Linked DNA regions of Homo sapiens: region 2 is linked to region 1. Evidence: read pairs that join two places in POLR2A ChIA-PET (ENCODE). Cell type or tissue: PC-9. All regions are shown on one strand. Links, peaks and the distances in the headings refer to the core of each region. The heading gives the core; the rest is flanking DNA. Region 1 overlaps KRT80 (keratin 80). Region 2 has its middle 17 kb from the start of KRT85.

Region 1 (5,372 bases), core at 173-5,172:
AGCCTCTGGGATGTCCGGCCTGTCTCCCTCCAGGAGTTCCAGTTTAGGCTGCTCGGTTTCCCCCACAAAACAACATGCCTCTCCCCTAACCTCAGCCCCAACCTGGCCCTACTTTTCAACTGGGCTTCAGTTTCTTCATCTGTAAAATGGAGAGGTCCCTGCTACAGCTGCTACTGTATGATCTAAGGGCAGAGGGCCAGGCAGAACAGAGAGGAGGAATCAGAGGTGAAGGCTCGGCAGTCTTCCTGGGTTGGAGGCAATTAACCTGGCACCTCTCAGGGCACCAGGATTATGAGCCCTCCCCAGGTCCTTGTTCTGAGAGGGAGGAGCCTTTCTGCAAGGAAGGTCCCAAGTGGGGAATGAATTTCCATCCCCGCCCACTGAGACAACCAGAGACTCCCCCAAGGGCAGCAGAAAACAGGGGGCTGTCCCTGATCCCCTAAGACCACAGATGCCTTCTAGCTGGACTGGCCGGCCAAACGCACACCATGTCCCAGCGAGCTAGTGCTGAAGCATAGGGAATTGAGGTTAGACTGTAGGAAGAACTTCCTGGTGTGAAGATTTCTCTGCTGCTCATGGGTGGAGGAAGGAGCCTCACATCTCTCCTCTCACTCCACCCTCAGTGTAAACATGGGGCTCCTGCTTGTCAAAACGGAGGCAAGGTGGGGTGAGCAGATACCTGCCCCCCCAACGCTCCCTCTCACACTCACAAGGCAGGGCAGAAACCCTCTTGACCTCCATCCCTACTGAACCTGTTTGGCTGTGAGTACAGCAGAGAGCAGGATTAAGGTTGGCTTCAAGCAGAACCTACCAGTACAGATATGCAGGGGAATGGCAGCCCGCAAATACCGTCAAACGCCATCATCCAGTATTCCTGCTGGCGTTGTCTGCTGTGAATGTCGAAGGGTCGTCAGAGCACTTCAGGAAAAACAAGGACACCCTGAAGAAGCAGAGCAGAGAGAGAGGGGCTGGCCCCACCTGACCGTTCGGGAGCCTACGAAGGTGCAGAGAGGGCAGTGGCCATCAGATGGGGCTCTCTGGGAAGCTGGGCCACCGAGTTGCTTTGTGACCCTGGAGAAGTCACTTGACACCCCTGGCCTCCATTGCCTCCTCTGCAAATGAAGGGCCCAGCTCAGCTGATCCAAAAGGCTGCTGGCAGCTCTCGCAGGCTACGATTCTGGGAGCCTGGGCCAGCAGCACCGGCAGTGGTGGGAGAAGGCCCAGCTACTCACCTGTGACCATAGGGAGCATCACTGGGCTGGTTATCAAAACATCCTCATGACAAACAACCCACACTGACGGGAGCCAGGCCCCAACCAGGCCTCCAACCTCATGGCCTGCCCTCATGGCCTATCCCTGGCACCAAGGGAGGAGAGGCCCCAAGGGGGAGCAGATGGCTCCCAGTGTGATGGGGAAAGTGGTGGGTCAGGACAAATGAGAAACAGGTAAACTGGGGGCCTTTCAAGATATGAGTCATGGAGGGCTTCCTGCAGGAGGGAGCTGGAAGAACAAATGGGGAGGAGAGGAGGACCTGGTGATGGGAAGGAGAGTAGAGAGGACAGCCAGGGTGGGGAGGAGGGAGGCAGGGGGAGCCCCAAGCTGAGCTGGGCTGGACTGGGTAGAAGGAAGGAGAGGACTGCGCAGGACCCTCCCAGCAAGAGGCATATGGTAGGCAGAGTCTGAGAGGCGCAGCTGGGCTCAGAGCCCTCCCAGGGTTTCACCTCGAGGCAAAACTGTCCCTAACTGGAGGCAGAAGCCAGCCCATGAAGGGTAGCTGGGATCCCAGGGCCCACAGTGACCAGCAACACACAGGACGCATGTGTCATAGTGGTTAAAAGGTTCTAAACCCAAAGTTCCTGGATTCCAGGCCTGGCTCTGCCACTTGCTAATTTTGTGACCTTGGGCAAGTTCCATCACCTCTGGTTTCCTCATCTGTAAAATACAGCTTATAATAGTACCCACCCATGGGGGTGCTGCAGGGATTTCATGGGTCAAGCATGTAGAGCAAGGCCTGGCACACAGCAGGGGCCACATGAGCACCTGCTGTTGTCGTATCCCAAAGCACATCCCCAGGTGTCCCCACAGTCTCATGGGGAGAGTAGTGGCTCAGGACAAAGGAGGAGCAGCTAAACTGAAGGCCTCAGTGCTGGAGGGAAGAGGGAAGTCTTTCAACCTGAGTCACAGAGAGCTTCCTGCAGGAGGGAGCTGGAAGAACAAATGGGGAGAGCAGAGGGCCTGGTGATGGGAAGGAGAATAGAGAGGACAGGCAGGGTGGGGAGGAGGCAGGGAGAGCCCCAGGCTGAGCTCGGCTGGACAGGGTGGAGGGAAGGAGAGGACCGCGCAGGCAGGTGTTATCATTCCTAACTTCTAGCTGGGGAAACTGAGGTTCAGGGAGCCTCTGTCATCGAGAGGATGAGCACTTAAGGACAGTACTAACCAGGCCCTACCCTGCTGAGTTTCCAGGACAAGATGGGACCACACTTGTCGTGGTGGCAAGGGGGCAGATAGGCCTCTGACACCCCATGTTCCCTGGGGTCTCCCGCCCCAGCCCCAGGCAGGCATGGAGAGCCTGTCGCATGCTTGGCACTCTCACACCCTCTTACCCCCTTCCTCTGCCAGCCCTGCCCTGCCCTCGCCTGGAAACCTTTGCTAATTGGCTCCACCTTGCTCTGATCCTGTCCTTATCTCACCATCTTCAGTTTTAACAATCAGTCATTGGAGGTGCTTTCTGCTGAGTGAGCGCCCTGGGTGGTGTGCATAAATGAGCTGCCACTTCCCAGGGAGCCCTCCGTGGGCTCTTGCTGGTCAGCCCGGGGCCTCAGCCCCCGACTGGTCCACACCTGACCCATTCGCCGCCTTCCTGCTCTCCCAGGTGCAAGCCCTGGAACAGCGCAACCAGCTGCTGGAGACACGCTGGAGCTTCCTGCAGGGCCAGGACTCAGCCATCTTCGACCTCGGGCATCTCTATGAGGAATATCAGGGCCGGCTGCAGGAGGAACTGCGCAAAGTGAGCCAGGAGCGGGGGCAGCTGGAGGCCAACCTGCTGCAGGTGCTGGAGAAGGTTGAGGAGTTTCGAATCAGGTACGTAGAGCCCCATGAGAGCCATGAGCAAGGCCTGAGGGCTGGGACCAAGCTGTGCTCAGATGGGAGGCACTTAAGCCAGAGAAAGAGGAAAGATGTTCTGCAACATTTCTTTACCTGAGACATTTATTGAGGGACTGGTATGTGCCAGGCAGTATTCTAAATACTGAGGATATGGCTGTGAACCTACAGCCGCCCCCTCCCTAATAGCAACCCTTAAAACAAAGTCAATCTTGTGCTGGCTCCCAGCTAAACCCTGTGCCTGCTGGCCCTTGGGCATCATCATAACCCGCACCCCCTGCCTCGAGCAGCCGTCCTCTTGTACCTATGGACACACTTGCTCTTGTCCACATGTTGCTCTGGCAATGGGAAATTACGTCACTAGCTAGAACAGATGGGTTTCTGTTTTAGATGTGGCTTTAGATTTTGATCTCGACTGGGTTGGAAAGGAGAGGAAAGCCACCAGGAAGCAGGAAGGGGATGGAAAGAATGGGTTTGATTTGAATAAAGAAGCAATGCATGCCAGACATCAAGGTAGACTTGGAAAGAGACAGATAAGGAAAACAGCCCCAGTATGCAAGGTGCCTTTACAACTTAGTGGGGCAGACAGACAGACAGACAAACAGTTGCTGGGCAGTATATCCCAGCATTTATGGGCCCAGGCTTGGGCATTAGCCCAGAATGAGGTTTAATCTTCATCATCACCCATCACTAGCTTTGTGACCTCCAGTAAGTGGCTTAATATCTGAACCTCAGTTTCTTCCTGTGTGAAACGGGAATGATTATGGTTGATGCCAATCTAAAGTAGGTATCTAACCTGAGGAGGAAGTTGAGAGTGTGGCATGGTGACTGGCAGTTATAAATGGCAGCTTTTCTATCCCTAAAAGGCTGAAGTTCTCAGCACACAGCAGGTCTTTGACACAGGTTTGCTGAACTGAATTGGCCAGTCTAAAAGGGAAGGCTGGTCACTCGGGCTGCTTAGAGGAGAGGTGACCCTCTGTGGTCAGGTAGTGGGCAGGGCTTCAGGAACAAGGAGCCTGGGGCAGAGGAGAGTGGCTGTGCCCTGCACCGACCTCCTTGGGTCTGGTCTCCTTGCAAGGAGACCTCCAGCCAGCGTGAGGGGAGGACAGGGCAGGCTGAACCCTTGGTCTCCCCTCCTGCAGTGCTGCGGCCCAGCCCCAAACCCTGCCAATCTGAGGTGAGACCCACAACCTCCAGAGCAGCCGTCCAGGCAGGCTGGAGAGTGGAGAGCACCTGTCCTGTCCAGGAGTCCAGAGACCTGGGCTGTAGCTGAGTTTACCCATCGCCTCTCCCCAGCCCTGCCCTCCCAGGCCTAGGGAAACACACACAGGGCATCTGACCGCCCCTCCGGAGAGACCCAGCTTCCTAGTACCTGACCATGACCGGGCAGTCGGGGCAGCTCACCAGAATCTGTGACCCACTTTCCTGATCCCCAGTAGATCTTTGGCCCTCAAAGGCTCAGAGAATGCCAGAGCCAGAGGGAGCCCTGGATCCTCCTTTTACAGGGAAGGAAACAGGCCCTGAAAGGGCAGGGCTTGTCCTCAGTTACACAGCCTTGCATGCTAAGTCCCATCCCTAACCCCAGCCAGCCACTGGGTAAGGCTGCTCCCACGAGCTCCGCCAGATCACGTCCATGGAAGCACTTTGTAACTGGAAGTTCTATACACACACTACCTGTTGTTTTAATCTGGCTCAGCCCCCTCATTTGGCCTGCCGCCTGGTTTCTATCCGCCTGCTACCTGACTCTACTGCTTAGGCTGAGCCTCTCTTCCTCTCTCTGGGTAGGGAACCCACCCGAGTTGGGAAGGAGAGACTGGGCAAACAGCCTGGCTGGAGGGCTTCTCGGTCTTCAGGCCAGAGCCAGGGGAGCTACAGCCTGACTGTGCAGAGCCTAGGGCCCCCAGGAGCCAGGAGACGCCAGGCCAAGCCCCAGTAGGGAAGGGCTGTGCCCTGTCTCTACGGAGCCGATGAGATCAGCCTCACTCCCAGAAATAAACAAGTTGCGGGGGTGGGGATGGTGGTGCAGGTGTGACAAGCTAAAAAATGCCTGAGAATGGGTTTGGGAGCTGGTGGCTGACAGACTGGCAGAGGATTGGGAGTGGAATAGGGGACCTAAGCCTCTATGGGGATGGAGACTTCCGAAGGCTTTGAGGTAGCAGAAACCCCAAGGATCAGCAGTCTAGCCCTCTATTTACTAAGAACAAAGCAGAGGCCCAGCAAGGGGAAGCAACTTGCCCAAGGCCACACAGCAAGTGACTCAGGGATGCCAC
Region 2 (5,372 bases), core at 262-5,261, 160 kb before region 1:
ATCTAATACTAAGATTGCTGAAACCCCAGAAAGCCATGCCCACACACACCCAACTTACAGATATTGACTGAGCCCACGCCTTCACACAGCCTGCAGGGAGAGGAGAGAGTGTACGGTTAGTGCTGAGTTCCTCTGCTTTTGCACCAAACCTATTCTCCTCCATGCTGAAGGAGAAGAAGGGCCCTAAGAGGCAGGGGGAAGCTACCCACCTGCTGCAGACAGCATCAGTGTTGGTCCTGCTTGCTGGGATCCCAAAAGGACAGGAGTATGTTAGCTTACAGGATCCAAAATGCCACTTTATGCCATGTTTGGCTTTCAGCCATGGAAATTTGGTGAACTGGGAAGTAGAGATGAGGGGGGCATCCTCCTGGTCCCTTGGCTGGAAATGCCAGCAAAGCCAAAGTGGTGATGGAAGCTGCTGCTACCTAGCTAGACGTCTCTGAGCAGGAAAAAGCTTGCCTATTACTCAAACAGATTCATTTTTATACCATGATTTTAAATGGTACCCCAGACATCTATCTGATTTCATTCAATGCAGAGGGAGGCTGAAGAGTATGGTGTGGTTAAGAGCCTGGACTCTCAAGCCAGGCTGCCTGGACTTAAATCTGGCTGTGCGGCTTACTAGCTGGGTGATCTTGGGCAGGTCGCTTAACCTTTCTGTGCCTCAATTTCTCCAGCATAAAATGGGGGTGATAATACCTGCCTGAAAGGATTATTGTAAAGTTCGATTGAGTTCTACATGGAAAGTGCCTAAAATGGAGACTGGCACATAGTAAGGAAATCCAATATGTTTGCTACCAACATTATAAACAATTCATTTTTGTAATCCCAGCACCTTGGGAGACTGAGGGAGGTGGATCACTTGAGCCTAGGAATTCGAGACTAGGCTGGCCAACGTGGCGAAACCCTTTTTATACTAAAAATACAAAAATTAGCCAGGCATGGTGGCAGGCACTTGTAGTCCCAGCTACTTGGGAGGCTGAGGCAGGAGAATCACTCGAATCCGGGAAGAGGAGTTTGCAATGAGCCAAGATTGCACCACTGCACTCCAGCCTGGGCAACAGAGTGAGACTCTGTCTCAAAAAATATGTGGATATTATTTATGATGAGACATATATACCACTACAGTGGGCTTTTTATAAACACTCCCTCCTCCCTCACACCTCTCTGCACTTTCTGTTCTGTCTCCCCTTTTGTAGCTTCCCACTTCAAACCTTTTTCCCCAGGAAAGCTCTACCCTGCCTCATTCTGCCCAGCTCAAAACACTTCTTCACTCATCTTTTGAGTGAGGATGTACACATCTGGCTCGGTTTCCTGCCACTCAGTCTGGCATTGCCACAGCCTTACGACTGTGCCCTTTCAAGGAACCCACAGTGCCCGTGGTGGTGCCTGTCAAACCACAATGCTGGCGACAGCTATCTCTGAGTTGAGTGGCTCTGAATGCTTTTGTTTTCTTATTTTCTGTATTGGCAGCAGCGAGCATTACTTATGTAATTAAATTAAATATTTTAAATGCCAAGAGGAGGCAGTCTCTTAAAAGGTCAATGGCCACAGTACACATAGCACAATATGCTAAATTGACTTTAAAATCACATGGATAGGGGATGTGTACTAATAATTCTGATTGAGTTATTAATCCATTAATTATTAGTATCATAATGAAAATCAGTGCAAGTGCCAGCTGCTCACTGAATGCTAGTGAGTGGGTTGGGGGCTTAAGTATCCGAATGCAGACAGAACTCCAGTGGCTTCACCCAAAGCCCCAAGGAAGCTGGCAGAAAAGTGTGTGTGCTTGAGCCAAGCATGGAGCAAGTCCAGCAGCGTGGCCGGGCTGCCATCAGTGACGCTTCATGGAAGGTTTCCAAAGCCAACCAGGCCTTTGAGTTCCCTCTTCATGGGGGCAGCCCAGCCTGGCCATCATCTCATGACAATCACCTCCTCCTACTGGGGCTTACTATGTTCCATTAAAACTCACTTAATCCTGCAACAGCCTTACAAGGTGGATTTTGTGATTATCTCTGTTTTACAGCTGAAGATGCTGAGGTACAAAGAGGTCACATGCTAATAAGTGGCAGAGCTGGGATTTGAACCCAGAGTGGGCTCATGGCCTGTGCTCTTCACCTGTATACTCTACTACCCAGTCTAGCCTCCCCGCCCTGAAGGGACCCAGCTAGAAACTCTAACGATGTGGCCGTCCCAAGTCCAGAGGACCATGCAACCATCCCAGGTGTAAATACGCATCACTCTGCCCCACACTGGCTTCACCTGCCCTCAATTCTTGGCTCAAATTGTCAGCATAGCTTCTCCTCAGCTGTTGAGAAGGCAGCCTCCTTCTGTGACAGCTTCCCTGGGCCACTAACCCCAGGCTCTGGAGGACTGATGTATGTCTGTCTTGTCTTCCTTTGCAAGGACAGAACTTGTGCCGCTCATTTCTATTCCCTGGTCCTGAACACCAGGCTATCTAGGTTGATAGGATTCTTTGCACATCCCAAATCAAATGGCCTTTAACTAATTTTCTGAATGATTCCAGCTTTAAGAACCCACTGAAGCTGATTGCAGAAACATCCTTTCAGTCAAGAGGGTAAAGTAGTGGCCTTGGAATGAGATCCAGATTCCAGCCTGAGGGGCCGTGCAGGAGGGAGAAGAGCATTGGTGGCCAGCCCAGAGACTGGTACATTTTAGGTGAGCCATTAACTGGCTGTGCTCTTGGGCAAGCCCCTTCCCCTCTCTGATGTCAGTTTCCCTATCTGCAAAATGGGGACATGGTTGGAGTCCATGATTTCTAGAGTCTTTCCCAGTTTGAACATTCTCTGCCTGGAATATTTCAGTCCAGCTCTGAGTAGGAACCTGAAGGGACCCTGGAGCCCCTGTCCTCACCGGATCTCCTCACCCTCCAGCAGTTTGCGATAAGTGGCGATCTCCACGTCCAAGCCCAGCTTGGAGTTCATCACCTCCTGGTACTGCTTGAGCATGCAGGCCATGTCCTGCTTGGCCTTCTGCAGGGCGTCCTCCAGCTCAGCCAGCTTGCAGTGGGCATTGCTGAGGGCTGCCTCACCCTGCTGCTCAGACTGGGCCACCGCAGCCTCCAGCTTGCAGCGCTGTGGGGATGGACAGAAGGGAAGGAGTTTAAAAAGGGTGCAGGTTGTGGGGACTCTGGTGGGTCTCCAGTGGCCTTGGTCATCCTATTTTATCTCCATTCAAAACGGTTAATTTTTAAACTTAATACTATTTAAAAGAAATACATATAAATGGAAAATTAACTAGGCAGGGACATGGCCCATTTGGATTTTTTTCCTTCATTTTTGTACACTTTATCATAAAACTGACTTGAGTTTGGCAGGTGAGCCATTAGAGGGAGGAAATGTTAGCACTGAAATAGGAATGATCATTATTAGTGATATTACCTTATACTTGTATATACCGTTGTTCGTTTACAAGGTACTTTCATAGATGTTATCTTATTTGACCTTCAAAGTTATTCTGCAAGCTTGTCACTACAGGCATTATTGTTCCCATTATGCAAATGAAGAAATTAAGACTCCAAAAAGCTGTGACTTGCCCTAAGCTATGCAGTTAATTAGCACCAAGCTCAGGTATTCAAAGGCCACTGTGCAGGGTCTCACTCTTTGGCCTGCTGAGATCATCTTGCTGAAAGAAGCTCCCATGTGCAACAACTCCGGACACACTAACTACAGCCCCTCCCTTCACCCCGCTTAAGAAAGCATATCAGAAGCAAATGAACAAAAGCACTGTTATCACGGGACAACTTCGAATCTTCTCTAATTTCACATCTAAAAAGTAAACCACTCGCATATTTCATTACTCAGGTCTTAACCACAACAAATTACTAATGATACATCCTGTGCAGTGATGAAGAACAGCAACTCAGAAGGCAGAAGACAGAGATTAAGCCAGGCATGTGTGGGAGCACTGTGTTGTGCTGGAGGTAGTATTACAAATCACTGGCGAAAGGATGGATTACATAATCTATTTTCTTATGATATGTAGAAAAATTAATTTAGAACCCTACTCACTGTGTATACAAAAAAAAAAAATAAAGTTCAGATGGATCACAGACCTAAATGCAAGAGGTAAAACTATAAAACTAACGGGGGGAGAAATTTAAGAGGCTACCTCTATTACCTCAATACCTTCTAAGTCTAAACCATTAAAGGAAGAACTTAAGATGGATTTGGGCACATCCAGCTTAAAGATTTGGGCTCAATAAAGGACAAACAGACAAGTGATAGACTGAGAGAAAGTTAATTGCAATATGTGTACTGACAAAGGCTTACAATCCAGATAGAATGGACAAAGGAATACTGCAAATCACTAAGAAAAAAGGAAGGAACCACAATAGAAAAATGGGCAGATATATGAGTAGACAGGTCTTAGAAGGGGAATACAAATAACTAGTAAGTGTATGAGGAAAGATTTGATATCACTACTTAACCAAAGAAATGAAAATTAAAATAACAATTAGGTGCCAGTTTACACCTATCAGATCCACAAGAATTTGGAAGTTTGATAATAGTGGGTGTTGGAACAGGAGCCCTTGCATGCTGATTATAGTAGTGTACTCTGGCACAGTTCAAATACACGCCTCTCCAAATGGTAGCAGTCCCTGAAGATAGGAGGGAAGCAGGAACCAGACAAGAAGTGGCAGGTGTATGGAGCGGGGTCTCGGCGCCCCCCAACCTGCTGCTTGTCGTTCTCCACCTCTGCCGTCAGCCTCTGGATCATGCAGTTCAGCTCGTTGAGCTCATCCTTGGTTCTGCGGAGGTTCTCACCCTGTTGGGTCACTGTGGCCTTCACCTCCTCGCACTGCAGGTTGAGAGGCAAACACGCAGAAACAATGGCTAGAGGCTGCTGTCCCCGACCCAATCAGCCAGCCTACTGTTCCACAGCTCTCCCGCCTTCTGGCCCTGCTCTACCCAGGACCTCAGCGGCAGCCCCTCTAGAGTGCAGGAGTGCGTTTCCCAGGGAAACTCGAGGCTCACAGCTATCCTCCTGTCTCAGTGGGGCTGCCCTGCCCTCCAGACTACCTTGGTTTGGTATCAGGTCTCAGCCTCCACCCGGCTGCAGCTGGCAATATCATCATACTGAGCCTTGATCTAAGCCACAACCAAGTCCATGTTGAGCTCCCAGCTGTTGTCCATCTTCACCACCATGGAGGTGTCAGAGATTTGTGATTGAAGGAGGCAGATTTCCTGTAGAAGACAGCAACCAGTGCCCTCAACTCCAAATCCCCTTCTGATCCTATCTTCTCAGGAAATTAAAAAAAAAAAAAAATATCCCAACTCTGAAATTAGAAAACTACCAGCAAGTCAGGAAAATTTAAAAACTGTAGTTCTAAGAGGAAAAGGCTGGAA

What was found. Peaks named below come from ENCODE experiments on the same cell type or tissue, not always from the same donor. Only the 100,000 strongest peaks of a DNase experiment are listed, where the experiment ranks them.
Region 2: POLR2A ChIA-PET joins it to region 1 with 5 read pairs; 4 of 35 experiments call an interaction of 5 or more read pairs at or near these places.

The regions. Positions count from the first base shown.
Region 1 is chr12:52,183,088-52,188,459 of GRCh38, reverse strand. It overlaps KRT80 (keratin 80), which reads left to right. Exons shown (of 9, transcript NM_182507.3): 2 at 2,873-3,081. Among named protein-coding and RNA genes, the nearest start is that of KRT80, 6.2 kb to the left of the region's middle. RefSeq lists an enhancer at 4,067-4,892. In PC-9, for the core only: no CTCF peak of the experiment used is centred there; DNase peaks (open chromatin) are centred at 2,139 and 2,679; H3K27ac peaks cover 2,583 bases.
Region 2 is chr12:52,347,839-52,353,210 of GRCh38, reverse strand. It overlaps the pseudogene KRT89P. Among named protein-coding and RNA genes, the nearest start is that of KRT85, 17 kb to the left of the region's middle. In PC-9, for the core only: no CTCF peak of the experiment used is centred there; no DNase peak of the experiment used is centred there.